3 separate regions of the Mus musculus genome follow, and regions 2 and 3 are each linked to region 1. The links are chromatin loops, found by intact Hi-C in ENCODE. Cell type or tissue: heart. All regions are shown on one strand. Region 1 has its middle 45 kb from the start of Mrps22. Region 2 holds the start of Foxl2 (forkhead box L2). Region 3 holds the start of Gm33644 (a long non-coding RNA gene).

What was found. A loop is a pair of places that touch in the nucleus more often than their neighbours do. Peaks named below come from ENCODE experiments on the same cell type or tissue, not always from the same donor. Only the 100,000 strongest peaks of a DNase experiment are listed, where the experiment ranks them.
Region 2: a loop joins it to region 1, with 2.5 times the contacts of the local background. A loop is called at or near these places in 17 of 42 quality-filtered maps.
Region 3: a loop joins it to region 1, with 12 times the contacts of the local background. A loop is called at or near these places in 26 of 42 quality-filtered maps.

Annotation. Positions count from the first base shown.
Region 1 is chr9:98,642,423-98,650,422 of GRCm38, forward strand. No RefSeq gene overlaps it. Among named protein-coding and RNA genes, the nearest start is that of Mrps22, 45 kb to the left of the region's middle. In heart, a CTCF peak has its summit at 3,531 (motif pointing right); a DNase peak (open chromatin) is centred at 5,299; H3K27me3 peaks cover 2,774 bases.
Region 2 is chr9:98,951,480-98,959,479 of GRCm38, forward strand. Foxl2 (forkhead box L2) reads left to right here and starts at 4,128. Exons shown (of 1, transcript NM_012020.2): 1 at 4,128-6,647. The coding sequence starts at 4,182. The coding sequence ends at 5,309. Foxl2os (forkhead box L2, opposite strand) reads right to left here and starts at 3,831. Exons shown (of 8, transcript NR_003248.3): 1 at 2,926-3,831; 2 at 2,725-2,755; 3 at 2,549-2,639; 4 at 2,126-2,378; 5 at 815-1,477. In heart, a CTCF peak has its summit at 4,521; no DNase peak of the experiment used is centred here; H3K4me3 peaks cover 3,844 bases; H3K27ac peaks cover 1,639 bases; H3K27me3 peaks cover 6,831 bases.
Region 3 is chr9:98,805,207-98,813,206 of GRCm38, forward strand. The region is part of intron 1 of E330023G01Rik (RIKEN cDNA E330023G01 gene); the gene reads right to left. It overlaps Gm33644 (a long non-coding RNA gene), which reads right to left and starts at 2,731. Exons shown (of 3, transcript XR_379743.1): 1 at 2,671-2,731; 2 at 1,261-1,351; 3 at 274-485. In heart, a CTCF peak has its summit at 4,544 (motif pointing left); a DNase peak (open chromatin) is centred at 525; H3K27me3 peaks cover 2,157 bases.

The sequences.
Region 1 (8,000 bases):
CCAAAGGCCTCAGTGACACAGGCTGCGGGTACTTCCTGGAGATTCTGGGGATCCTGGAACAGGTTCACACTGGAGTGGGAGTGGTCACGACTGGACCCTCTTTCTGGGTGAGGATGGAGAGGAAGAGCCATGTTCGAGTCACACCTCCTAGTTTACCTAGGCTCAAGCCTGGAGTCTAGCTAGCTCTCAGAAAAGCCAGGACTGCCTGCTACAGAGGGTATAAGGTCAGGGGCTACCTGGCTTCTGGTAGTGCTACAGTGCCCAGTCAATTGTGCTTAGAGCAACAGGCGTCCTTGAATCCTGGACAGGGTGGCCTCATGGACAGGAGTGACGTATCTCAGAGATCTCACTCAGACACTGGGGCGAGAAGAGCTGGAAATGAACCAAGTGACAGGGACTCCTAAGCAGGGCTCAAGGCCAGCTTGCACTAAAGAGGTGACAGGCTGGACCACCCACACTACAGGTGAGACTTCAGGCAGTCACTTGGATTCAGCCGCAAACTCCCCTGTTCGCAATGGGAGCACCAGAACACGGGTTTGGAGATGTCTTTCCTTTCTATGCAATATTCACCTCGTAGGTCAACATTCACTGATCCTGCCCCTCCCCCATGCCCTTTCCTTGTTCTCTTAACCAGGCAGGGCTTCTGCTTTGTCTGGGTACTGCTGCCCTGTGCACTCAGCTCCATGAGACCCAAGAGTCAACCAAGACCATGGTTCCCAGTCAACACACCAACGCCATAGGTGATTCCCAGGTGACGGTCTCCGTTTTCTAGGAAACACAGTGACATGCTGGAATCATGATACCTGCCAGCTCACGGCAGCTCACATTCTCAGTTCTAATGACAGGTTAACTCCGAGAAGCCAGGTTTTTAGTGGTCATTACTAGGGGGGAAAAATCAAGTACCAAACAAGAATTTGTGTAAATAAGAAAACAGGAGAATTGGTATGCAGACCAATTCCCAGTGTTGAGAAATTGTTCAGTGTCCAACTGGCACGCATATGCCATCAGTAATTGTGGTCAGCTGACAATAATTATTTTTCTTTTAATCTATGTGCAATATGTTTTCTAACAGTTGCTAAGTTGTTGGGACATATTTATTAAATTACTTGTACTTAACTGCTTGATAAACAGAAACTGGCGCTTGCTCCTTGTGATCTAGGATGCTGAGTTGAAGTGAAGTGCTAAGTGTTGTATAATTGTTTGGCAGGCTTGGCCCCAAGCTATGAGAGCGTGGGGTTTCCTTGTCATCTGTCCCCATTCCAGAGTGGGTCCTTGTCCTCATCAGGATGTCGAGAAGGACTTATGTGCCATGATTGGGGAAACCGATTCTCACCCATACCCAGACTGGGTGTGAACAAAGGAACACACAGGTGCACGTGCCACTGCCTTGAGACCTCAAGAGAACCATCCTAACCTTGGCACCCATCCAAACACACAGAAGGAGAGAGAGAGAGAAGACCTGGGCTCCAGAGACACCCATACCACTGAATTGGCTTCCTGGGCATGAGAGAAGGTGGAAGTTTGAGTCATGGCTTCTGTTACTTATAATTCACAGCAGCCAGGGAGGAGCTAGGGACCTGGGGAGCAATGAGGGAAGTAGTGAGCAGAGTCCCTGTTCTTGCTGATCCAGGAGCAGAAAGTCCCCAAGATTCCCTGTGGTTCAGGTCTGTTTAGAAATCTTCAGGACCAAGGGCAAGAGGCCTGAAGGTGCCACTGCCCCACATGTTGGTGCCAGGCTATTTTCCTGACTTCCTCTGCACACTGAACCAGAGATACACTCTACACTATGCCACCTTCCAGCACTGTGAGCTTCCAGAGGGCAGGAACAGCTCTTAGGACCCACTCTTACAAACCCCAGACAGAGCTGCCATCATCGACCATAGTGAATCTGCTAAACTGGGGTATGGGGAGATAAACAGAGGGCTTCCACAAAGAAGGGCCAGCCGGGCCAAGAGCAGGGAGAGTTAATAACACAGTGAGTGGCATGAACCATGAGCTGCAGGCACCAGAAGAGCTCATGACTGAAGGGTGGGGGTGGGAGGGTGATACATGGCCACAGGTTACATGAAGAAGAGGAGGTTCTGAGGCAAAGCAACGGGGTGTCTAGTTTAGCTTGGGAATCAGGAAGGAGTTCCTGATGGGGGGATACCTTAGCCAAGCACAAAGGACAAGAGACCCAGGCAGGCAGAATAGAACACTGCTGGCCAAAACTGCATCATCCAGTAGGAGGAACAGAGGCCCCTTCCAGCTTTCAATAGCCTGTATACATACACACAAACGGCAAACACAAGCGGCAGATTTCACAGAGGCCATGGACATTTCTCCAGCATAAGTATACCTCAGGATATATTTATCCTAAAAGAGTGTTTGTTGCTGATCTGAAGTTCAAATTTAAAGGGATGTTTTGACTTGCATCCCTAGTCCAGGCTGGCCAGAGAGGAGTGAGAGGGGTAAGAGCCTTAGAGTTCAGGGACAGTCTGACAAGACTGTGACTTCTTGTGCAGTGGGCAGCCTGTGACCTGCCAGCACAGAGCTGGCACACAGCAAGTGGTTGTACAGGGAGCCAGGAGAGTTTGAGGTTAACCTCTTGATTTTGGACAAGCTGGGTTTCCATCCTGCTTCTGCCTCCAATAGGAATGTCACCACCACTGTACTATTTAGCATTCTGTTGTCTCCTTATCTATAAAATGGGGACGAGGAAAGTGCCAGTCCCTTCACTCTTGTGTGCATGCACCCAGACCAGCTCCAGATCAGCCTCTGCTCTTCAGATAGATTACTTGGTACTGGGCAGAAAGGTGGCAGGTATGGGAGGAGACCACGGAGGAGGTTGCTATGGTCCTCTGGGTGGGTGATGACTGGGAGAATGGATGGGAGAGTGGCTGGGCCTCTGGGCTTTCTCAGAGGCTGAGGCATAGCATTTGCTAGGGTTTAAGGAGTGGATGATCAGTGGTTGGCAGGGCTGGAGCATGGTTGTGGGCACCCCCAGGACAACAGCTGTATGGTCCCTCTCCAGGTTATAGCAGAGGCTTCTTCAGTGAGCTGACCTTCCACTCTGGAACTCCCTAGAATGCCAGGGGACATGAAGCCAGGCCCTGACAGAGACAGAGAGCTCTGGTTGAAGGGTGGCCACTGCTGTCTCTTGCAAGGGAGGGTTGAATTCAGTGGGCCTAGGGAGCTGCCACCTCCAGGTGACAACTGGCTCTATTTACAAATAAAAAGGAAACTTCACCAATGAGAGGCAGACTTGCCTTCTATTTCTGGTGACTTTAGAAAACCCTGAGATATTTAAATGGTTCTGTCATTTCAGAAAAATTCCACCCTGCTTCCAGAGTCAGGCCAAGCTTGCCAAGATCCTGCCCAAACAGTCAGACATCTCAGCCGTACATGGCTGCCAGCGTGGGTGCAGATGGCAGACCACAGCTCACCACTTTCTACTGAACCTCAGACACAGAGGCCCCGCAGCCAGACCCCACCAGGCTCCAGTCCCTCTCCCTCCAGGCTCAGACTGCAGCAGTCAGACTTACATCTGGCATCCAACAGGGGGCACCAGAGACTGCTCAGGATGGTGAACACTGCAGCTAGAAAGCAGAGAGGACTCTGGCACCCTGAGCTCTGCAGATGGAAGATCACAAAACTTTAACAACGAGCCCCTTTACTCCTTATTATCCCTTCAAGTGGAATAAAACTCACTCTTAAATACCCAGAGTGCACCTTCTTCACTCCAGGATAAGAATGTTGTAACAGTTGCTAAACTCTCTGCTTGCCTCTGCAAAGAGATAGACTAGTAGTACTGCCATGAACACAGGAATGGGGAATGTGTCAGGTTTCCCCCCACTCATTGTCTGGATAACTCTTAAACACTAATTTGATTTTGTTTATTGTTTCAAAGAGCTATATGAGTTAATGCTCTCTTCAGGGAAAGCTAAGCTCGGCGTCCAAGGATCTTAGAGTTTACCTATTAACACACTGAACTCCACACTCAACCAGATTGGCTGTCTCGACAATGACCTCAAATGTGACCTTCAGCACTAGGAGAGTGTTCCCCCGTTGTGCCTGATTTGAATGTCTGTTTTTCCATTTCTGGGATCTGCCAGCTCCACCAAAGACCTCTACCTCCCAAACGCCATCCTTGATCATCCAAAGTGGCCACCCTCCACTCCACTTTAAAAGCACCTATATGTTTGTGCTTTTCATTACTGTAGCCTTTTCATGACCTGGGAGAACCCTCTGCCTGTGTGCACGGAGCTTGCCTGTCCATCCGGATGGTAAGCTCTCTGAAGGCATGGGTGGTGTGCTGTCTGAGAAGGGAGGAGAAACATGCCCACTGTGCCAGGAACCATACTGAGAATTTTATCTATTTTTTTCCCCTCCCTCGAGCCCCATTGATGTGACCTGTGTCGTAAGTCTGATCACTCCACAGGGAAAACAAGGCTCAGAGTGGTAAAGTGATTTCCCAGAGGTCACACAGCTGATGGAGGCCAGGGTGAGGATCTCCTGGTCTTGCTGACTTCAAATTCACTTGTCTCCAGCCTTGCTCCAGGGGTACAGACATGACTCAAGAGAGCACACTGCAGTAGTGTGCCTAACACTTAGCAGCTACTTGGTAAATAGTCTCTATGACGAGGCTCTCCTGGCAGAGTCTGACATGTGACAATGTAGGCTGGAAGGGGCTTATGAGGCAGTGGGTATTACCCCAGTCCCTTGCCAACCTTACCTTCCGGTGACCACCGATTCAGCCCATTGGCAGGCTAACCCAGGCAGGAAGAAAGACACGAGAGCACAGCTCTTCTGCTGTTGTATTCACATCTGTCCCATCCTCTCCCCCATGCTCTAGCCTCCCGCTATCCTTGGTGATTCAGCCTTGAGTGGCTGGGGTACCACACAAAGGACCGCCTCACCACAGCAGCCAGCATGTCCATCCCCATGCCTCCGTTTATCTTTAGAGAAAGAATGACTGAAAGGACCTCCACTGCCCAGGATGACTGCTTTGACAGGTCTTTACTGTGCATAAAATTGCGTCATTGTTTTGTTTAACGTTGCGAGGAGCTGAAGTGCTATGAACTTAATGCGCCACCCCCAGTGAACCATTAGGTCCCTTCTGTGTTCTTGACTTTATAAGTCTGTTTCCCTCAGAGGAACATCTGTTGTATACTTAAATGACCTTAGTTCAAAGGCACGATCAACAAAAAATTTCTTAACTCTGCTAGGAAGCATCTCGGGGATCGTTTCACCATGCCGGTTGCAGTATCGGGGCCTTTTCTGTTAACAGCTGTGTCCATCTGCCCAGGCGGGCAGAGGCCCCTCTCTTTCTACACATCATTAAAGATGCTCAGGACTGCTTTTGGGCCTCATTCCCACTCTGACCCAGGCGAGTTGAGTCTCGCCAAACTCTCCATTTTACAGGCATCAATAGCCAGACTTCTTCTCAAATGTAATTTTTACCCCTCGTGTGTGTGTGTGTGTGTGGGGGGGGGTGTGATGAAAGATAACGAGAGGTGCTCCGCTAACCCTTGGAAGGGACATGAATGGGTACTGGGGATTTCAAGCCACTTGACAAATGTAGGAAAAACAGATTGCTCTTAGCCAAACCCAGAGGAATTTGAGAAAGACGAGCTCGCTGCAGACAAAGCTTAGAAGTAGGCACCATGTTAGAAGCCATAAAAGTCATATTGGAAACACAGATGGCAAGGCAGTGGGCTGGCTGCCTCTCTCATGGATTAGCTCATCCTGATGTTATCCCATTTTACAGATGCAGCATCAGGATGCTCAGAGGAGAGCCCAGTGTTTGATTTCTGCTCTTGTTCCTCAGCAGCTGCGGAGGGTTGAAGTGAGTCATGTTACCATTTGTAGGGATGATGACAATCAAGTCATGCATGTGAATGGGGGGTTATTTTAAATGCCTGTCTATGCAGAACCTCTTCAGAGGGCTCAGGTATCAGAGGCTCCTCACGAAGCCAGCTGACCATCACCTTTTAAGGTCTGCAGCCTGTCCAGGAAATGTGAGTGTTTTCAAAGATGTTCCCCATGTCAGGCTGACTAACATCAGCAAAGGACAAACCTGAGTTCCTCCCAGAGAGTGAGGAAGAGAGATGGCTTGTCTCAGTAGCTTGTCCAGCACTGGTTGGAGAGCGGCCATGGAGACAGGCTCAAGCTTCGGGCTGTCTGCGGGCCCCTTCCCTAAGGGACATCCCGATGCCTCAGGAACACGTACATCTTCATGAATTGTTAACACGGTTGGTTTTGGGAGTTAGTGGGTCTGTGTAAGGCTGGCCATGGACTTGAGCCTCCTTGAAGCTGGAAACTCACTGCTAAAAATAAAGGAAAGTTGGATTTTGCCTTATTTGGAGAAGACTGGTCCACACTGCCTCCCTTGCCTATGTTATCTTTCAGAGCAAGTGGCAGGGCTTTAATCATGAAAAATAAAAGTCTTTTCTTTCTTTCTTTTTTTTAAAGTATAGACCAAATTCTATTGCCAAGACTTTCAGGCTGTTCCAATCTCTTTGTTGGACCAAAATATCACTGCATTCATTCTGCAGTGGGTCCAATCCAAGGAGCCCCACAGCTTTGTTCACTTTGATTAAAGTGTGAGTTCAGATGGGATGTGACTTATGGCCGCACAGTTCTTCCCTTGGTCTATGCATTCATTCTGTCTATCAGAGACAACTGAGGACAATCTGTTTCATGTCCCACTGCACAGGAGGGACTGAGGCAGCAACTACTCCCAGAGGCCCACAGTGTTCGGTGGTGCCAGGCCAGGTGGCTGATGGAAGGAACCCAGAAACCTCTTAAAGTAGCCTGGGAGGAGAGGAGCAACCCCTGTAGCTCCTATGAGAAAGAACTCTAAAGGTTGGACATGGAGACTGGAGGCATGAAGAGAGAAGGGAGAGAGTCCCAGAAGGGGAGGATGGTGTGTGCAAAAGCCATGGCCTTCTTGGGGATCCTAAGCAGTGGCTCGGGCCTCTTTATAGGTCGAGAAAAAGACAGAGTCATCAGTGGGGGGGGGGGGGAGGGAGGAACCCAAGCTTGATACCCTGCCACATTCTCAGACAGCCACTTTTTCCCACTCATTGTCAGTCCAGACTTCATAACAATTTTGACAATTTGTTCATCAAAGAGTCCCTCCCTGATTCCCCTCCCCACCCCCTTCCCCCACCCCAGCACCGGCAACACTCCAGAGGGCCACACATCAGGCATGCTCTCTGAGGCTGAACCATATCCTTAGCCTCCCCCCCCTCCTTTGTTTTACTAGTCTCGATACTTTTAAGATGTTCCTGTGAAGTGTTTCTCTTGGCTGCTGAGTTTTTTGGTGTCCCTTTGATTTCTGAACCCAGGGATCTGAGGGTCACATCAGCCTCGTCCTTGATTTGGCTCATGGAAGGAAGGAGGGCTGGAGAGTGTGCAGGTAGGGCCAACACAAACCTGCCATTTTAGGGGCTTACTTCTTACTCCCAAGGCTGTGGGGACCACAGGATGGCAAAATGGAAAGTAACCAGCTGTGCTTTGGAGAATCTCATGAGGGGAGCAGGCGGATGGGTACAAGGTCTAGACTAGTGCTTCTCAGCCTTCCTAATGCTGTGACCCTTTAATATAACTGGTGGCCCCCAACCATAAAATCATTTTCATTGCTACTTCATAACTGTAATTTTGCTATTGGTATGAATTGTAAGGGAAATATCAGTTAGGTAGGATATCTGACATGTGACCTCTGTTAAAGGGTTGCTTGACTTTCAAAGGGGTCTCGATCAGTGGTTGAGACACAGATTTCCCCAGGTGAGGCTGGGTTGGAGAAAAGGGTGGTAGGAGATACCCGGAAGTAAAGACATTGTGCTCAGAGAGACCAACAAGGGCTGTGCACCACAGAGCACCATTATTGCTACCCCTGCATTATGTCAAGCATAGTCAAGAGCAGGACACTATCTATTTTCTCTAGCACACAGACTTCCTGGGGTCCCTTTGCAAAGGATGAGTAGAGAATTTGTGGACGCTCTAATGGACAGTTA
Region 2 (8,000 bases), 310 kb after region 1:
TGCTCAGCGGGTAAAGCCCTTGCATATGACTTCTTCAGAGTCCTGATAAGAAGAGGTCCCTAGGGGAGGGCTGCTGGCTATTGGGGCCCCTTACAAGACCCTGTCCACAAACCCACTTCCTGCTCTCTCACTGTCCACAAATCCTCCCCTGGGAGCACTTTCCAGGACAAGGTGCAGCATCTTCAAGCCGTTCTAGAACCTATGACCATCCTTGATCAAACACTGTAGATCAGGCTGGGCTTCCAAAAGGTATCCAGAGTCTAGTGGCCCTGGCCTGATCTGCAAATGTCCTGAGAACACTATTGGGTCTCTGATCCCACAGCTTGGCAGACTTTCACAAAATGGAATTCCCCTCACTTAAAGCAATGACTTGGGAAGCCATGAAGTGGGAGGGCACGCTGGCGTGAAGAGACTTGGAGTCTAAAAGCCGATTTAACACACTTCTACTAAAATGCTCAGAGTCTGAACAAATATTTGCAACAGGTAAACTGAGGGAGTAAAGGGGCGGAGAGAATTCAAGGTTGGCGGGAAGAGAGATGGATGGGGGTCACTGTGTGTTAGAGAGATGTTGTGTGGATGCTTAAGTTGTAGGTGTGAAGCTGGAGGTCCAGTAGGGACATAAGTCCCCTTTGAAGCGCTCCTCTTTCCAATGTGCTGCTGAAGCAGCTTGCGTAGAAGAGGGCTTCAGCCTCCTGGTTCTTTTCTTCTGGCGCGGGAACTCAGGCCGGATAAGAAGAGGATCTGAAGGACTAGCAGCTAGCAGCCAGCCGGGTGGCTGAGCGTCAGAGCTGAGCGGTACTGGGGAAACACTAGCCTGCCTCGCGTGGCGGTCCGCGGTGTTTCTGCGGCAGCTGCAGGAAGCTCGGCCCGGGAGAAAAGCATCTTCACCGGGGATCCGCGACTTGCTCACGTAGGCGGCGGTCGAGACTTCGGAGCGTTAGACCAGCTTGCTGAGAGGCTTCTGCTCTGTCCCTGGCTCCCCGGCAAGGCATGGGCAGGCATTTCTCTAGAGGCACAAGGAGCTGGAGGCGCTGAGGAATCCTGAAAACCCCGGCCAGAGAAACACGGAGTTCCTCCGCCTGGCTCAGGACCGAGGCCTCTGCCACTAAGTGGATGGTGCTTAACCTTGCCAGAATGAAACGGGTGAAAGTTGTGGGGGCCGCACAACGGGGCCGCACAGGCCTAGAGGAACAGAATCCTACTATAGTCGAGACCTGGGTCCCTACCCAGCCTGCCTAAGGGGACTGGGTAGGAGTGAGAAGTGAATCAAAGTCCACCCGGCCACTTCCTAGAGTGCCTGCTCTATCCACCTACTGCTGTACCACCGAACAGGCAAGCACATTCGTCCCAGTCTTCTTAGCTCTGGCTGCTCACCCAGGGTCTGGAAGGTGATCCCTCGGGGCGCCCTGCAGTTGTGTTTCCCAGCCTTGTGCGCACAAGAGGCACTCTTTCTCCACCTGGGATTAGGGTGCTGATCCTGCAAAGGACAGCAAGAAGTCAGTTCCCAGGAATGTGTGACTCCTATTTCCACTCAGAAAAAAAAAAAAAAAAAGCCTAAAAGAGATTCTGATCTACAATCCCAACACACACACACACACACACACACACACACACACACACCTCGGGCTCCTTAAAGACTGAAAAGGGAGCCGACAGAGGAATTCAGGGAAGCGATGACACATGCAACAATTCTGTCACACCTGGCTGCTGAGGAGGAGCTGAGCGGCCGGAAATGGAGCCGTGGAGGGGGTGGGGGATGAGACCCAGGGTCAGCTTGGGTGGTCAAAGAAAGAAAAAAAAAAGGAAGAAAAAAAGAAAAAAATGAAGAAGAGGGAGACCGACCTCCACCCTCTTTGGTCCCGACCAAAGCCAGATATTTTTCCCCTGCCCAGAACCAAGCAGACTCAGATCCAGACCCATAACCTGGGCATGCCTGATGGTGAGGAAGAAGACAAACACCTGCAGGCATGCTCAGAAAACAGACAAGTATTGAAGAAGTGCTGTTTGTCTCTTGAGTGTGCTCAGGGCGGTGAGGGATAGCTTAGAAAAACATGGAGGCTACTTGGGGATACTGTCAATAAGGGCTAGATGTGGGTATTTCTCAGAGAAATTTAGAGAAGCCTACCTCCCTTGTATCCTGGTGGTTAGGCCGGGTTTGCCTGGCTGACCTCTCTGTAGTCATCTTTGAGATGTTGGACTACACACACACACACACACACACACACACACACACACACACACACACAGAGTCCTCCTTTCCCTTCATCTCAAAGTGGGAAGCACAAGCACACACTGTAGATAAATGGTCTTCGGACCGCTGGAGCCACTGGCCAGTGTGGGCTCGTGGCATTCTGGAGAACTCTTAAAGTCCAAGCAACCTGAAAGAAAGAGGTAGAAACAGGCACTGGGATAGCCACCTAGATGTGTGACTGGCACACATCATTCATTCAGACCATTATCCTTCACAACGTGTCTGATCACTCTTCCTCAGCCTCTCTCACACTTCCAAGACTGCAAACCTGTGTTAAGGCTGAGTGACAGGGCACACCTGATGTTGTGCTGGCACGGAAGGAATTCCTCTAAGTCCGTTTTCTATTTTCGGAGATGTAACTGGATCCCCACCAGACTTCGGCTATTATCTTAAAAACAAGGGGAAAGACTACTGTCCATTCGTGACTGGGACGCGAGAAAGCGCCTCCCCAGCCTGTGGTTTTCCTTCCTTACCTATGCTGGAAGGAGAAGATGCAGGTAACGGCTGTAAGGGTAGGAAGGACAAAGGAAGACAGGAAAAAAAAAAAAAAAAGAGGTTGTATCCACGAACCATGTTCATGGATACAACCATGTACTCTGGTGCTTGATTCATACACCTCACTAAGCAAAAATAAGCAAATACAAGTCTCACACATTGTACATATATAAGCATACCTGGGTTTCTGAACAGCACACTTGCGCAGTATCACGTGTGTCTTTAAGAACAGATTTTTGCCCCGTGCCTTCCACGCGTGACACTTGTGCACGCAACAGTCCCCAAAGCCCCTCAGCAACATCCTCGTCTGTGTCCAAGCCAGAGTACAAGGGATACCACTTGATCTTTAAAACACACACCCAAATTGTGGGATTGCAAGGCGAGTTCCAAGGAGAAAGCTGGTCCCTACATCCACCTCAGCACAGAGAAGCGAAACGTCCGATGCCAGTGAGCGGTACTCCTGGGTGTCTCTTCCCAGCGATCCTCTCCCCAGCCTCAATTGGGCTCAGAGAGCTCGAGGGACAGAGCAGGCCGAAGCTTCTGCCTTCCGTGACACGAGCTCTGAGCTGGTTTACCTCCAGCTGCCGCAAAGTTCGGCCACTCCACCCCGGTCCGGCCCCCTTGCCATCTCGCCCCTCCCTAAGCCTCAAAGCTAGAAGTCTAGCCCCAGCACAGCCCGAAGCACAGAGCAAAGGGTTTTGTTTTCTTTCACCTGAAAGCTGCCCAGAGGCTTGGATCACCTCTCCTCGCTGGGGTCAGCATTCCCGGGGCACTGGCAGGGCGCAGCGAGCCCCAACCAGGGCTTTTCGGCGAAGCAAACACCCGCAGATTTTCAAGACTCGTAAGAGCGTGAGGCAGGCTGTTGGCTGGGCCCGGGAGGCTCCGGAGGCTCGGGAAGGCCGGTCCAAGTTCTGCCGGCCGTTTAAAAAAAAAAGGAGACTTAGAGATGAACTCGCCCGTGCGCTGCTGGCTGCCCCGCTATAGGGGCGAAGGCCCCTGACGCAAGCGGAACTCTGCGGAGCCCATACGAATCAGAACGGAGCGAGGCTCCTGGCGCACTAGGGACTCCAGGAGGCGGCTGCGCCAGAGACGCGGGTCGCGCCTCGGGGAAACCGGGCGGTGGGGGGAGGGGAGAGCTCAGCCAAGAAAACCCACCGAGGCGGGGACTGGCCTGGGCGGGGAGGGGCGGCGGGGCCGGAGCCCCTCGCTGTTGGGCAGACTCCCGATGGCCAGAGGCTGACTTCCACTCCCGCAGACCGCTCCCCGGGGGGAAAAGAGAAGAGAGTGAGAGCCGCGCGAGGCCTCCGGTCCCCGCAGCCTGCAGAAGTTAGAGGCTCTGCGCCGAGCGCACACTCCTGCGCCCGCCTGCAAGGCGAGCCTGCACCAGGAGAGCACAGCCTCCGGGCTGCCCGGCCGCGGAGAGCCGGCTTTTGTCATGATGGCCAGCTACCCCGAGCCCGAAGACACGGCGGGGACCCTGCTGGCTCCGGAGAGCGGACGCGCAGTCAAAGAGGCCGAGGCGTCGCCGCCGAGTCCCGGCAAGGGAGGCGGGACAACACCGGAGAAACCAGACCCCGCGCAGAAGCCCCCGTACTCGTACGTGGCGCTCATCGCCATGGCGATCCGCGAGAGCGCCGAGAAGAGGCTCACTCTGTCCGGCATCTACCAGTACATCATAGCCAAGTTCCCGTTCTACGAGAAGAACAAGAAGGGCTGGCAGAATAGCATCCGCCACAACCTCAGCCTCAACGAGTGCTTCATCAAGGTGCCGCGCGAGGGCGGCGGCGAGCGCAAGGGCAACTACTGGACGCTCGACCCGGCCTGCGAGGACATGTTCGAGAAGGGCAACTACCGGCGCCGCCGCCGCATGAAGCGGCCCTTCCGGCCGCCGCCCGCTCACTTCCAGCCCGGCAAGGGGCTCTTCGGGAGCGGAGGAGCGGCGGGTGGCTGCGGCGTGCCCGGAGCTGGGGCCGATGGCTATGGCTACCTGGCGCCACCCAAGTACCTGCAATCGGGGTTCCTCAACAACTCCTGGCCCCTGCCGCAGCCTCCCTCGCCCATGCCCTACGCCTCCTGCCAGATGGCGGCGGCTGCGGCGGCCGCTGCTGCAGCCGCTGCAGCCGCCGGCCCGGGCAGCCCCGGTGCAGCCGCGGTGGTCAAGGGGCTGGCGGGCCCCGCCGCCTCCTACGGGCCGTACTCGCGCGTGCAGAGCATGGCGCTGCCTCCGGGCGTCGTGAACTCCTACAACGGCCTGGGGGGCCCTCCTGCCGCACCACCGCCGCCGCCACCGCCGCCGCACCCTCACCCGCACCCTCACGCACATCATCTGCACGCGGCCGCTGCGCCCCCGCCAGCCCCGCCACACCACGGGGCTGCCGCGCCTCCCCCGGGTCAGCTCAGTCCCGCCAGCCCGGCCACCGCCGCGCCCCCGGCACCCGCGCCCACGAGCGCGCCCGGCCTGCAGTTCGCCTGCGCCCGGCAACCCGAGCTCGCCATGATGCATTGCTCATACTGGGACCACGACAGCAAGACGGGCGCGCTGCACTCGCGTCTGGATCTCTGAGTGCCAACGCGCGCGGGAGCGGTCCCCCACCCCTATCCCGGGAGTGGAGGAGCCGAGCTCGGGTCGCAGCCGCAGCAGCCAGCCTGACAGCGCGCACTCCGGGACAGCTTCTGGATGCAGAGCCCTCGAGCGGTCTGCCCTTCCTCGGTCCGCCCCGCTCCTGCGACTCCGCTTTGTCGCCTCCGCTGCTCCTCCGGTGCTCTTCCCCGCCGCGGCCTCTGCTTTCCCGTGCTGCTGGCCGGAGGCCGCCCACTCCGTGCTTTCCGCGGGCCTCCTCTCCTCACCGCAGGGAGTGAGTCCCCGGCCGAGGTGCGGTCGAAGTGTCTGAGACGCAGCTTACCTCTTGGCCCTCTCTTCCAGGTCGGTGGACTCAAGCTCGATTTTATTTTTAATTCCCCACCCCGACTGTCTGCGACTAGAAGCGCTAGGCTGCTGGGGGAAGAGGGACCCACACTACCGGAGAATGGAAAGAACGTGTCTGGTCGCTCTGCGATCCCTCCTGGAACTGATCAGAAGCCGCTTGCAGAGGGGCCCACTGGGCGGGGCGGGGGTTGAGCCCCAGGCTGGAGCAGGGACAGCCTCGTTCCGCGGCCTGCAACCGAGTTCTCATCCCCCGCTCCTTGTGAGGCCGTGGTGCCTCCGCTCCGCAGAGCACCGCATAGGGCACCTCCAGGCCAGGTCTTTATGAAAAAGATTGGTGAGGCTTTTGAAAATATTAAAAAATACTTTTTAAAGAAAAAAAGAAAGAGGGAGAGAATAAAACATTCATGGGGGGGTGGGGAGGAGAAATGTAATGGCCTTGGAGTTTGCTAAAACCAAACAACAAAATCAAAAGTTTTGGTTTTCTTCATCGACCCTGCTGGGAAATTTGTGTAAGAATTCCCGTGGTGACTTCATTAGGCTGTGTTCAGAGGGAGGAGAAAATAACTAGCTAAAATAAGGTTTCCACTACAAATTAGGAATTTCTTTTCTATTTAAAAGTTGAACTCAAAACAAATTTCCCCGGATCTTCCGATTCTGCCCCGGATGCCAGAAGAGATCTCTGCCTGGCTGGTACACACCGCCCAGATGACACTCCTATCCCTGATTTTTGTTTTTCCAATGTCTTGTTTCTTCCACCTTCGGAAGGAGAAATGTGAAACTCGTCATGGCCGGCCCACACGGGCTTGTGGCCCCAGCCGGCTGGCCCGAAATCCCGTGACCTGGTGGTTGAGTAATGTCTTTCGGGGACCAAATTTTCTAGAGGGAACTAGAGCACTTTTGTTGTGTTTGTACGTGTGTGAGGGCGTCCCTTGTCAATTCCCAAATAAATTTTTTTGTTTTTTGTTTTTCTTTTAACACGGACTTGCATTGTTTCTTTTACACCGTAGTTCAGCAGCTAGCTAGCTAAGAGAGCGAGCCTTTCAAGAAAAATTGTGTTCTTTTAAAAAGTGACACAAACAAGAGTTGAGGACAACCCGGGTGGCAGGCGCTTTGGGCTGTCGCTGCTGCTTTGTTTTTCAGGAGATTGTTTGTTTTTCTGTGTCATCGTTTGTCTGTTGCGGCTGTTTCACACCGGCAAAGATACCCGGCCCTCGCTAGAGGCTACTGTAGGCAAGGTTTGTTCTCGTTTTGCGTTCGTGTAAGTTTATATTTTGCCTCTTACATAATTGTACTAGGTGCGTACGCTGTGTTTCCACTGCTATCCTCATACGTCTAAGAATTTTTTTGTCAAAAATATATGTAACATTTTTTAATATAAAATCCAGATTTCAGAAACACCTTGGAAGCTGCAAGCTTTTCTACAGTGTAATCGGTGATTTGTCGTACCGTTGTTTTTAGCAATTGGCATTCATTTATCTTGAAATAAGTGTAGGAAACTTGGTGTTTCAGGTGGGACTTAGTGTACAATATGCTACGGAGGTGGGCTTTTGCTTTCTCTTTACTGAGCTCCATCAAATAACGAATTAAGACCCATGCTCTCAAGAAGATACAAAAGGTGTTTGACCTGGTTGCAGATGAAATCTCTCTGGTTGACTAGAGGTGGCTGGCCTTCAGTTTTCCAATGGGGTGACAGATATTGGATCCGGCAGTGAGTGGCTGAGGGTTCGTGCAACAGGAGTTTAGATCCCATGCATAACCATGAATCTGTCACCTGCCTCTCTCTCTACCTGGATAAGAGACAGGTCCAGAGGAACGAGCTGGGAGAAGCTAAGAGCTTAAGGGTGTGAACCTATGGGTCCTCATTTCAGCTAACCGAAGGTCTAACCTTAGGAATGTCAGGGTGATATCTAGATTATAATGTTGCTGGGATCAAGGGAAGCCTGTTCGGCTCAGAATGCACTCTCCTTCCCCCCCCCCCCCCCCCGCAAAGATCTCAGAAGGAGGCTACAGTGTAGAGGAGGTGCTGTGGATTCCGGAAGGTAGAAACTTCAGCCCACCCACTGGGGGTCGGCTGAAAGGAGAATCTCGGTTGTGGTGGAAAGGGAGAATCCCTCAGGCAAGAAGGTGTTTCTGTAGCCTGGTGTTAAGTCTCAAATGTACGGATCAGATCACTGTAGTCTGTGCCTGGCGTGAGTGTTTCTAGTGTCTGTTATTTAATGGAGACAGGGTATAAGCTGTGTATCTGTCATTCACCTGCAGGGAGGATGGATGACATATATTTAGGATATTGTACTAGCTATATGACTAATATTAGGGGGTGCTTGCCAG
Region 3 (8,000 bases), 160 kb after region 1:
AGGGTCCTGGGCAGAGCATCAGAGGCTAAAGCTACAGCCTCAGCCTGAGGAAGATGTGTGGGCATGCTTGTGTGTGGAGCAATGCTAAGCTTTGATTAGGTTAAACCTGTTTTGTAAGTTACCCTGGCCTTTTAAATCCCAACTGTCATGGAGGCCTCTGCTTTCCAGGAAGTTATTTCCAACAGCAGTTGTTTCTGCAATCTTGGTTCTTGTGAAAGCCTTTATTTTGAAAACACATTTCAAAACAAGGCTTCGTACGCGCTCCGCTTTCTCCGGTCCACTAGAAGCAAAATGGCGCAGCTGTTTCTCCGTGGCCCACATATTCACGTGTTATCCCTGAAGGCCACTCAAGTCCCCAGATCCATCTTGTAGTCACCATGGAAAAATGCAGAGGCGCGCTGTGGGGGAAGCATGTCAGCTCATCCCGAACACTCCCCTTCAGCCGGCTCCCTGCCCCACACATGGCCGAGCCATAACACAATGACCTGTTCAGAGAATAATTCATTATGTAATTAAAAGGCTATTTCTAAGGCAACTGCCGGGATAATACCAATTAGGAAACACTAACAGAGGAGGAGCCGGGCCCTGACGTCAGGGCTCACGCCCTAAGAGTTTACATAAGTTATCAGATTCTTGTGCCAGGCACCCTGGCGGGATGCTGAGCAAGAGACAAACAGCTCGTGCCCGTCCGGATGCATGGAACTTTGTGGAGAGGACTTACTTAGTCCCACAGACAGCTTAGAGAGCACCAGAGTGTGGTGCTGGGGAGACAGGAGACTTTGAGAAGGGATCAAACATGGATCCTAAACTCCTGCTCAAACTGTCACAGCTGCAGGGCCGTGGGCAATTTCCCTGAACCTCAGTCTCTGTGTATGAGTGCTGTGTTGCATGCTACCTGTTATATAACAGCTCTGTGGGGGTGGAGGAACATGTGCAAACACTGGAGAGGAAGACAGACACATTGGCAGTGCACCGTATGGAAGCTCATCTGTTACCATATGCCCTCCAACCTCAGAGTGAGCTTGGAGTCTATCAACCCTCTGGGACTATGTCTCCCAGGAGTCTCAAGAGAGACAAAGGCTGTGACTCGGAACAGGACCCCACTAGAACCTCTCATGGCAGGATCCCCTCCTTCCCATCTCCTTTCAGATGGGTTTAGCTCACAGGATCCCTCCTGAGTTGCTCTCCTCAAAATCACTCTAAACTTTATTTAGAGTCTAAGGAGATGTGACACATAGGAGAATGTAAGCACAGTCCCACCTGACAGAAGGCGTGGCGGAAGGCGTGTATGTGATGCTTCAGAGATCATCAAGGGAAGGTCGCGCACAGCTTCCTGTGGGGTGCAGATCCCCTGGAACCAGAGTTAGTGATAGTTGTGAACTACTATGTACGTGTTGGGAACTAAAACCCGGGTCCTCTGCACGAGCAGCACGTGCTCCTAACCAATAAGCTATCTCCCCAGTCTCCCAGAGAACGGATTCTAGAAGACCTCTGAGAATAGCCTACTCAGCTCCTTCCCGGGGATGCATCGGTCCTTGGGGGCGTCAGAACCAGGGGCAGGAAGCGTTCTATGTCTCTGGTAAAGGAAGCCAGGATCTGGTTCTGGTGACCTGGTAGAGCTAAGGAGCACAGCTGAGTTTGCCCAGCACCAAGTTCCCGCCCAGACATCCCTGAGTCAGGCTCCCAGTACAGGCAGACCTTGGGCCTGATAATGACACGTAGCAGCTCCAGTCACGTTCACATTTATGATGAGTTACTAAAAAGAGCTTATGGGAGCAAGGATGGGGACCCTAGGGAAGGGAGCCCAACATTCTTGAAAAAGGTATTGGTTCTTCCATCAAGAAGGGCCGCTGGGCCATTGGCCCCTAGCTAGACCTTGGCTTCTGTAACCTTTGATCTACCATACATTAGCACCTTGTGTGTATGCTCCGTCCCTCAGCGTTGCCCTTCATGGCCATTGTCCTTTCTTTTCATGTCACATAGCCACCAGTCTCCATCTTCTCCCTATAAACTGTCGGCTCTCAAAACCTTCAGGCATGCCTGTAGGATGGAGTCTAGACTGCTGTCTTGCCACAGGTCTGGCCTGTAACCTTCAAGCCTAAGTCCGCCTCTCTCTGCTTCTCTTCTACAGCCTGAAGTTCCCCTCCACATTAAATGCTTACAAGACTTTGATCCATCCGTACTCCAGCTTGCTTCAGGGACTTTGTAAAGGATGCAGGCATACAAAACTGCACCTGACCACTGCTCAATATTCCCCTCCCAGATGTCCTTCCCTGGACCTCTGCATGTGTTAGATGACTCCCTTCTGTGATCTGCAGGGTGTCCTTGCCACCCACAGTGCCTTTCCTGGGTTGGGCTCAGGGATCTGGGCCCTCCCTGGAACAGATAGATGGTGGATGAGCTATGCTAGTCTCCTCCCCATAAGAGCTCAGGTGAACCTCTTGTCAACGTCATTGCCAGTATGCCTTGCCCTGTCTTCAAGAACTTAGAGAACCAAAGGAAGCTTACTGAGTTAGGCAGCCAAGTGGCGGGGCCTCTCCATTCTGCATAGGCACCACCACGCTGAAAACTCGTTCCCACTCTTCACAACTCTCTGCCTGCCTGTAGGAACCCAGCCAGTACCCCAGGGCATAACCAGAACCCACAGGAAAGCGTTCACCGAGAACTCACTGAAGTCACAGCTACTGATGCGGAAGGCTGGAGAATATTCTGGAAATAAGTTATTCCAAGGCCAGCAATTTCACCAGCTGTAAACCTTTATGGGAAGGAAAAAGAGCCTTGGGTCATGCCAGTGCTAGAAGTCCCCTCTGGGCTTTGCATCGGTATATGTTGGCTGACCTGAAGTCCCACTTAATCTCCTTGAGCTCTCTGAGCCTCCACTTTTTCTTCTAGAAAAATAAGAATAGTTGTATCTCTTGTTGGATTACTGGAAGATCAAACCAGATGAAGCATCTAGCACAGAGCTGGGCTGCTCCTACATAACAGCCCCCCAGATTTAATAATATTCTTGTCTGTAGAGCACACTCGCGTTCATACCCTTGTTGTTATGCAGGTAGGACCAATAAGCAGAGCCCGTGATTATCTTCTATTGCCACTATGTTTGGGGTCACCCTTGCTTTTAACTCATCTCTGCACTGCACAGATTATCAACCATATCTAGATTGATTCTAATTAGCCCAATGTAATGAGACAAGATATACCTTATGGACCACTTAACTGTGGATGGATCTGGGCCTGGCAGCTGTAGACTCGAACTCCTGCAAACTCACCCCTCTGCAGGGCTCTGCTGACTGTTCCCATGTCATTCATGTAGTTTGGCATGGAACACAGTCCATAGAAACCTCTGGCCTGAGGCAATGGCCCGGGACGTGTCTCTCATACCATCCAAAAGGGTTTCCTTGATCCTACCTCTGATAAGCCTGCTTGACAGGAGTCATGTTATTTCCCTGCCTTGTATCCACTCCCAGACCAGGGTCTTGTGCATGCTAGGCAAGTGCTCTAGCACTTCTCTGCATACCGATCACTCATCCCCTCTCACATATACAGTGCTCTCCTCTTCCTGTCTTCTCTCTTGAGATTGTAAGATTCGGCCTTACCATCTTCTGCCTCACCAAAATGTTCCTGGCATATACCAAAGACACAAAAAGGAGCTTAAACCAGAAGCTTCCTCTTGGCAGCCACACCATGAAATGACCACAAAACCTCAAGTGAATATTAGGCTACTATTTGGAACCTTGTTTGAATTTACAATTGGTGACTTGAGAAACAAGGTGTGTGCAGACACAGGTAACTCAGTGTGCCTTGGTCTCTACCTACAAAAATCAATAAGTGAGTTGGCTACTTTCCAAGTTGGTACTAAATAATAAGATTCTCTAACACATAAGTGTTAAGAGATACTTATAAAAGTATGCAGAGAAGGAGACTGCATCATGGAGGTCATTTTTGACCCAGGCCCTCACAGACATTAAGAACAATCGCACTCTCCTTTTGAGTCAGGCCCAAGCTCAGAAGAGCCCTTGAGTGTGCACTCCTGAAGCCACTATAAGAGACAGGAGTGGACATAGATAAAATGTGTCTGTGTCAGAGACAACAGGCTCTTGAAATTTGCTTTATTCAAAATTCCTCACTACTACCTACCCAGCCTCTGGGAACTGGGGCTTTTGAGTCTCTAGGGTTTGATTTTGAGACTTGCCAGGCTCCCAGCAATGACTGGGCTTTCAGGAGAGCTGGGCCTATCCTGGTTACTCCACAACTCCCAGCATCCAATGCGAGCCTTTGAAACCTCACCAGCAGCAACTTTTATTCTAAGAATTTCCAAAGATGACTTTCCAAAGAATATTGTGATGGCGCACACACACACACACACACACACACACACACACACACACACACAGAGAGAGAGAGAGAGAGAGAGAGAGAGAGAGAGGGAGAGAGAGAGAGAGAGAGAGAGAGAGAGAGAGAGATTGAGATTCTCTTGGATGAAAGGACCTGCAACAGTGCCATCTAGTGGGGCCAAGAACTGGACTATGCTCTGGTTTTCCCAGCTAATGCTCACAGGGACACTAAAGATCCCTTTTGAAGGTTCTGGCTGCTTCTCATTACAAAGATAAAAAAGACATAGTGTCCCACCTGCATGGGCACTAACTGACTCTGACCGCAATCTCTGTCTCCTAAGCATACCTGCAGACATGCTCTCTGCCTTCAGTCATGCCCCTGCCTGCCCTCTGGGACTCAGCTGCAGGCCTTTCTATCCAGCACACTGTCTCTAACACAGACCCACGTTGCCAATAATGCAGACAAGGTTCGCTCCAGAGTTGAGCTCAACTGTTCCCAGTTTTACAGTTTCTTCCTTCTGAACCTGTCAGCATTATGGCAGGGTTACTATAAGAAGTTCACCGCTCCTTTCAGAGTCTCTGTCCAAGAAGAGTGCCCAAGTCATGGCCTTGGGATAAACAGATCTGACAGAAGTGGGTGGGTATCGCCTTTATATCGGCTAGATATCCTGAAAGTCCCTCTCCACACAGTGGGAGCTCTTACCCCAACCCTCTCCACCAGGGGCACTGTCATTTCAACTAATTGTATGACTTGGGCTACTGTCCAGGAGGATCCTGCCCTGCCTTTCAGTGTTGGGGAAAGAAGGCTGTGGCCAGGACAGATGCCAGCAAGTTATGTCTGTGTGGTGCTGGGAACATGGACTGGGTATGAGCAGTGAGAATGGACAATGACCTTGCTGACCTGGGCTGGGGAGGGGAGTTATCACTCGGCCTCCTCCTTCCGTCAGTGCACACAGGACCGCTTCTGGAAAAATCAGCCTTCCAAGAAGGGCCACAGAGGGAGGAAATTCTGATCGTAGCCAGAGGTAGGTAAAAAAAAGGGGGGGAGGACTGAGTGGTTTTTTTTATGTGTATGAAAGGATACAGAGAAGGGATTTCTTCAGGGTAACAAACAAGGCCAGGCCTGCTATTTCTCCATTGGGCACTCTTGTGCTCGCTCGCTCTCTCCCTCCCTCCCTCCCTCCCTCCCTCCCTCCCTCCCTCTCTCCCTCCTTTTTCTCTCAGTCAGAGGCTCATTCTGTCCCCACTAGACTTGACCCTCAGTTCCTGACTCTAGTATCCTACCCCACAACGGAGCAGATCTGGTTGGTTTAACTTGGCCCATGATGTTTGTCTTCTTGAATCAGATGACCTTCCTCATCCAATCAGCTTACAGGAGGATGATAAGAAGGTAGGTATTGAATCATGTGACACCAATGAGACAGCGAGAGCACCTGAGTGGGAGATAGGAACAGAGGCAGGATGGCAGATAGATAGATGATTGAGTAATAGATAGATAGATAGATAGATAGATAGATAGATAGATAGATAGATAGATGGATGACAAATAGATAATAGATGACTGACAGACAGACAGACAGACAGACAGACAGACAGACAGACAGACAGACAGATGATAGATATGTAGAGCTGCTCCATGCAGCATTACTACGGACAACGAACACCATGGTCCTCACTCTCTGGTTCACTCCAAGCTCGATACTCCCTACTCGCCCTCTAGACATATATGGCTTTCTAGTCTCAGAACAAACACTGGACACTGAGACGAGTCAGTCAGACCACAGTTCTACCAAAGGTTCACTGGGTCACTGCGTGGACAGAGGCCCGAGTGGCATCCACTTCTCAAGGGGAAGCGCCACAGAAGTTGGGCAGGGGCTGGCAAGTCCCCTAGAAAAAGGAATCAATAAATAACCACCAAATCAACTTAGTGTCAACGCAAAAACTGCAGAATACCCCAGATGACACGAACAGCAAGAACTAGACCCTTCCACAGCCAGGTGCCAATAGTGTCGGGGTCCTGTGGGCCGTGGCCAAGAGCCTTGGAATCCACAGCCGAATTGGCCCCTCTCCAGACTCAGCATATCCATTCTCCCGGTTAGAGTCTACCTTTTGGCCCGTGAGCTGGCAGCCCTGGCTGATAGATACCGTGTCCTTGCCTCTACCTGGACTTAATTCAAACCATTCTGCCCAACCCTGATTCAGGGCTTTTATTAGGTTTTAGGTTACTTTATGTGGCACAATAGAAATATTTTTTTCGATCTTAAATTAGAAACATACCATGGGGGGAATTTTGAAAGCCTTTTGCAAAACTGTAGGGTGAAATGTCTTCAACTCTGCAGCTGAAATCTAACCGTAATGACTCCGCTGGGGGACTGACATCAAGACGGACATGTGTCCTGCACAATGTGCTTCCTCCCCACCCTACCCCCTTACCAAAGGCCCTCAACAACATCCCTCTAACTAGTCTAGGGTGTATGAGTATTGAAAGCAAGAATACCCTAGAGACGCTCCCAGGAAGGACAAAAATGAAGTCACTCTGGCTGGCTTTTCGGATGGGCTTGTCCATCACCTCTGTGTTGTTGCAGGGTGAGGCCTGGACAGAGGACTGTGCTCTGGGTGGACCAGGCCCAGATCCATTGCTTGCCTGGCACACTTATAAATTCCAGACAAGTGTTAGTAGGAGCCACTGTCCTAGTAGGGAGTAAGCCAGACATGGGAACAGAAGGCATAGACTCCAGTTATCCAGCTGTGAGGTGCTCTACTGTCTGCTGGCAATGCCTGCTCTCCTGAGCACCCTCAGTGAACACATGGTTAGAGAGGAGGCACTCCAGGAGCTAATGGCACCCCTGGACAAAAGGACAGGTGATTGACCTAGCTTATGAACTGGAATACACTGTGTCCTAGTACTTGGGTTGAAGCAAAATTTAGGAATCAGTGGCTGGACTCATAAACCAGAGTATTAATCTCCCAGGTCTCCTTTGTCTCTTGGATCAGACTTGTATCTCAAGGGCAGAGCACCTGACCAGCTTGACCCCACTGATGTCACCCCAGGAGCAGGGCAAGCACAGAACCAGGAGGGAAGCCAACTCCTGTGCAGAACTGAGAGAGGTGGCTCATCTTCACGGTACTAAGGAGGATGCCCTTATTCTTTGTACCCTCCCACCTCTGCTGACTGGCTGGGTGGCAAAGGCCAGGTCGAAGAAAAGCCTGGCACCCCCAAGTGCTGCAGCCTGGGCTGTGTAGGTCTGTCTGAGAGTTTCACTGGACACATACCTAGCCATGGCTCTGCTTCTGGTCCTGCAGCCTCCTGCACACCTGCAGCTGGCACTGGATAGCAACACGGTGGGCTCTGGTCATGACACCACAGCCAATTCCTACCTGCTTGTGGAGACTGGGCCCTCAGAGAACAGCTGGGGAAAGCTCAAAGGGCCACAGGTCCAAAAGAAATGTCACTTGACTATTACAAGAGGAATTGGGGAGGTGGGGACCTTGGGTGGGCTGAAAATTCCAAGGGGGGCTTTCCAGGAGTTGTCCCTTAAAAAACCTGGAGTTGTCCCTTAAAAAAAAATGAAAGAGACAGTATTTATGTCAGGTGTAAGTCAATGTTGCAACATAAAGATGGAAAGAAACACAATGTTCAGGGGCAGATGATGTGGGGTTTCAGCC